Linked DNA regions of Mus musculus: region 2 is linked to region 1. A link is a loop called in an ENCODE intact Hi-C map of the cell type or tissue named here. Cell type or tissue: gastrocnemius. All regions are shown on one strand. Region 1 overlaps Ephb2 (Eph receptor B2). Region 2 overlaps Gm31536 (a long non-coding RNA gene).

Region 1 (2,500 bases):
TGTGTGTATGTGTGTGTTTAAGTGTATGTGTGTATGTGTGTGTATATGTGTGTGTGTTTATGTGTGTGTATGTATGTGTGTTTATGTGTGTATGTGTATATGTGTGTGTTTATGTGTATATGTGTGTATGTGTGTGTTTATGTGTGTGTGTATGTGTGTGTGTATATGTGTGAGTATATGTGTGTGTGTACCGCTGGAGCTTAAGCAGCAGTATTAGAATTGACCTTGTGGGGAAAGGCACACGCCTTAGCAGCCATCATGAAGTCACCTTTCTGAGCCCTTTGAGTCCTTTAACGTGACAGAACAGGTCTATATGTCTAAGTCACTGGGGTCAGCCCTGTGAGTGTCATCCCTGACTGAGGTGGGGGTAGAACACTACTCAGCTTGGACACTGAGTGCACAACACCAAGCCTCCTCCTGCCCCAATGTGAGTCAAGACCTTGACTTTATCCTCACATGACTGAGTGGAAGGGGCACAGGCCATATGCCAACACAGAGCCAGCTTTCTGTTCCCTCCCCTAGGCGCTCGGCTGCTCTGTGGCCATTCCCCTTGCTCCAAGCCTTCCTGTGGGTCGATTGGGGGCAAGAGAAGACGTACTTGTGCAAGGCATGTCTAAGGGGTCCAGGTCGGCCCTGTAGTAGCCGTTGCGGCATACACAGTTGGTGGCACCCTCGGAGGTGGTGCGGCTGTTGATGGGACAGTGGGTGCAGGCTTCGTCCCCTTGGTTGGCCTTGAAGGTTCCTGATGGACAACCTGGAAAAGAACATAGGGAGGGTCACCAAGGAGCCCAGGCAAGACAGCGAGAGGCTGTAGTATGAGGAGATAGCCCTAGCTGTGATCCTGGAAACCTAGCTCCTGAAGTTCTGGGGTCTCAGGTCCAGCATGGCAGCCCGGCTCTGGCCCAGGATTTCTAGAAGACCTGTTTATGTTTGTCTCTGAAGTTGCCTGTGGGTTCAGTGCCCTCAGCAATCACCCTTCATTGTGCTGGCCCATCTGTTCCTCAGCCTGGAGAGGCTTGATGAAGTCTGGATTCCTAACCTGGTTAGCTGTAACCAGGTAACTGGGCTCTAGATCATAGACACGGTTTGATATAGTGCTGGGCAGTCAGACCATACCCTGAGTGACCTGGTACACACTGAGGAAACTTCTGGAGTCACAGAGAACTATCTGGGTCTGAGGTGAGCACTCTATACATGCACATGTGATGCCTGACACAAGCCCATACCAGGCTACACACCATGTAAAGTTTAGTAAATGTGTAAAAAAAGAGGGGGCTTGCAGTACCGAGCTCAACCTGAGGGGGCAGTGTCTACACCCAGGCAGCACCTAGCCGTCTGGGCTCTCCCACTCTTGATGAGCCAGCGACCTTGCAGCCAGGCCATGCACGGGTTAGGTTCTACTGCAGGCAGCCATGTGAGTGTGGATGGGTTCAAATCCATATACCTGTTTTGCTGGCCTGGGAAGAAAATCCAGAGGTTGGTAGTTTGGCCCTGCCCTCTCAGCCTCTGTCTATGTGAAGAGGTGGAGGGAAAAGAACTTCAGAGGAAAAGCTCTCTGGGATGAAATGCTGCTAGTTTACCTAGGTGCTGTGTGACTTTTAGCAGGTGACTGTACCTCTCTGAACATCCATTTCCTTGTATACAGACAGCTAACATAAATCATCCTAGTTCGTCTTTCCAGCCCTGCTGTTTGGTGTTTACCTTTCAAGTCCTAGTCTTAGCACTACATCTTTCCCTGGCTGAGCCTCCAGGACAGAGATCCTGCCTTTCCTGGGGCTTGAGACAAACCCCAAATTCACTCTCCTGACATAATTACCCATGTACATACAGGGTTTCCTGGCCATTTTCTTAGCTGCCCCAGAAATGAAGCTGCACCTCATTAACTGTTGCTTGCCTTATCTGCCTAGCTGAGAAGCTGGTATTCAGCAAGTGCTGCATAAATGCTTCAGTGGGAAGAGAGCTTCAGAGAATATGAGGTTGGGATGGCAGTGAACATGGTTTATAGGGAGCAGGCCGTCTGCTGAATTCATATCCACCTGAGTGTGTAGCGTGACCCACCCGACTTCCGTGTCTGTAAAACAGCAGTTAGTGCTGCTGAGAGCAACCTGCCAGCTCCCTGCTGTGCGAAGGAACAATCTTGGCATAGATACACAGTTACCTGTTCAAAACCAAGCTGCTGAGTGGCCATGGATGCCATAGCTGACCTCTCTGAGCTCAGTGGTAAAACATTTCCGGCCACACAACAATGAAGTTCCAGGGAACAAAGCACATGAGACAGGGAGTGGGTGGGCTCTGCTTAGTACCAAGCCCAGCACAACTCCCTATGAGCATCAGAAAACAGCCCCTCTCAGGCCTGCCTCTCCTGCTTGCTTCAGGACACAGGTTGGCAATGTAACCAAGCTAATCATTGGCCACTGTGGCTCATGCTATCCTGACCAGGCCCTGTAGGACCACAAGGGGAGAAAGGACTTCATCACAAACAACCAGGCTTCGGAAGCTC
Region 2 (2,500 bases), 140 kb after region 1:
TTTTTTTTCTTACCTTGTTACGATTTGAGACAGTGCTTTGTATAACCCAGTGCTTTGTATCACCCAGGCTTTGAATAACCCGGTTCTCCTGCCCCAGCTTCCCCAATACTGAGATTACAAGAGGGAGGACGACACCAGCTACAATCTGAGAGGGAGGACCACACAGGCTGCAATCTGGTATCTCGCTTTTTAGCACGTCTCTGTTTACATCTGCCCTACGTTGAATGCTGGATAGCCCCATGTGACAAGGAGCACAAAGGTAGATCTGGGAGCTGTGATGCATCTCAGTTGCTAGAGTGCTTGCCTAGCATGCGCAAAGTGCCAGGTTCCGCTCCCAGAGTCTCAAAAAACTGGAAAAGGTGGTGCACACCTTTAATTCCAGCACTCAGGAGCCGGAGGCAGGAGAATCAAAAAGTCAGAGGCATCCTCAGCTACGCAGTGTGAGGCTAGCTGATGCCACGCTAAACACTAACAGCGTTCCCTGTCCTGCAGGGTGAAAAAGTGAAAATAGACATTTGTCCAAACTCTCCCAGGGCAGAGGAGGGATTCGCAGCCTTTCCCCTGGAGAAAGGAGGAGGCTTCCCAGAGGAGGAGCTGGGAAAGCTCATCTTGACAGCCAGTATCTGACCCATCCCCCTCTTTATTTCTATCTGAGACGAGGTCTCCACAATGCAGCCATGGCTGGCCTGGAACTCGTTAGGTAGACCAGGCTGACCTCAAACTTATACTGCTTTTTGTTTCAAACTGCAGAGTGTGCCCACATGGATGGCTGCCCTCCCTATTTTGAGAAAACTTTTTTTTAACCTTCTGATAAAATCATGTGCTCTTATTGTGAAAAATAAAGATGACAATGAACACTTCATATATATATATATATATGTGTGTGTGTGTGTGTGTGTGTGTGTGTATATATATATATGTATATATATGTATGTATATGTGTGTGTGTGTGTGTGCGTGCAAGATTTACCCAATGTCCCCTACCCTGAGAAGTACTGCTTATGTTTGGTGACCCATTTCATTCTTGGCTTTCCCCCCGCCCCTTCTAGGCACATTTTTGGTATAACTACAGCCTTGTATGCACAGTGCTGACTCCTGACTTTCTTCTCCTAGCACACAGTGTATGTGTGTTCTGGTTGTTACATCATGACTAAGGGCGACAGACTCCTCCAGGGACCAGAAGGTAGGAAATGTCAGCAACTCTTGTTGACTCCGTGCTCCCCTGAAGGCGTCTGAGAGCATCGCTCCATTGTGGACGATCCTCTGAGCACAGAGCAAGAGTGGACAAAGCAACCGGGAGGGAGGCTTCCCTTGAAAGCCACTTTGAGTCTGAAGCCAGCCCTGAGTCTTTGTCACTGGGAGGTAGAGGTGACTGGGCTGGGCTGAGGTTCTGGGCAGCTGATTCCTCTACTGCCATCTGGTGGCCTCTGGCATTAGTGCATTCTCTAGGAGCCTGGTCTAGGCAGAGATCTAAACAGAGGAAGGAGGTACTGGGGTCTCATCTAATCCAGACCTCTAGATGGGTTTTTCTAAATTCCTACACCTCTGATCAAGCAACTTTCCTGCTATAGGCTTTCCTGGATCCTCATTTGTCTTCTTCAGTAAATACAACCCCCTATCCTGACATTCAAGGCTCCCCAGAGGCTGGACGACTTCATTCCCCAGCATCATCTCCGCTGTTCAACCCAGGCCCTGTTTCCTGTGGTATTCTCCCTGTGCTCAGCTCTTGGCTCTTGTCATCCACAGATCCTCTCTGCCACACTCTCCATGCCATTCTCAAAGTCCTGTCACATGACGCCCACTCCAACAGACCTGCCACAGATACCTTCACCAGCAAGCTGATGGCACACGCCTTGATTTCCTTCACCCCACCCCCAATTGTCTCACAGCACAGAGAGTGGGGGAGGGTTGAACCTAGAGAATGATATGTTGGGGCCATGTGTGACTTTGAGCAGGAAAAGTCCTTAACTTCCTTAATTCTCAGTCTCTTTATTATTTTGTTTGTTGATTTTGTGTGTGTGTGTGTCTTTTTGTGCACAGCCTTGTCATGTGATTTATGATCCTCCTGCCTCAACCTCCTCAATGTTGGGAATGTAGGCATGAACTTTATGTCTGGCTATTGCTTTATCTACAAAATGGGTCTGAACCTTACAGATTCATTAACAGAGCATAATAAAGCTGAACGTGAGGGCTTAGGCTTGTAGTCTTAATATGTAGTGTCTCAAAAAAATAATAATGATAAAGAGTGCAAACTGGGTATGGCGGCATATGTCCATACTCCCAGCACTTGGGAGGATCATAAATCAAGAGTGTTATTGCAAAACAAAACAATGTAGAATGAGACACCAATTTGAACACGTGCCTTACAGTGTGTCTGAGTCATACCGGATTTCCTGCCTGCTAGCCCACACCTCCTGTGTCCCCTGACTTTTGACAGACCCACATTCTGTTCACCTCTAGGTCCCAGGGTCCAGAAAAGGGCTGGAACCTGGGTATTGAG

The links. A loop is a pair of places that touch in the nucleus more often than their neighbours do. Peaks named below come from ENCODE experiments on the same cell type or tissue, not always from the same donor. Only the 100,000 strongest peaks of a DNase experiment are listed, where the experiment ranks them.
Region 2: it touches region 1 in a loop (4-fold over the local background); 13 of 42 quality-filtered maps call a loop at or near these places.

What each region holds. Positions count from the first base shown.
Region 1 is chr4:136,695,401-136,697,900 of GRCm38, forward strand. Ephb2 (Eph receptor B2) reads right to left here. Exons shown (of 16, transcript NM_010142.4): 4 at 599-754. Among named protein-coding and RNA genes, the nearest start is that of Lactbl1, 74 kb to the left of the region's middle. In gastrocnemius, no CTCF peak of the experiment used is centred here; DNase peaks (open chromatin) are centred at 1,319 and 2,112.
Region 2 is chr4:136,839,880-136,842,379 of GRCm38, forward strand. Gm31536 (a long non-coding RNA gene) reads left to right here. Exons shown (of 5, transcript XR_881502.3): 3 at 68-177; 4 at 1,050-1,183; 5 at 1,747-2,195. Among named protein-coding and RNA genes, the nearest start is that of Ephb2, 5.1 kb to the left of the region's middle. In gastrocnemius, a CTCF peak has its summit at 1,428 (motif pointing left); a DNase peak (open chromatin) is centred at 1,407.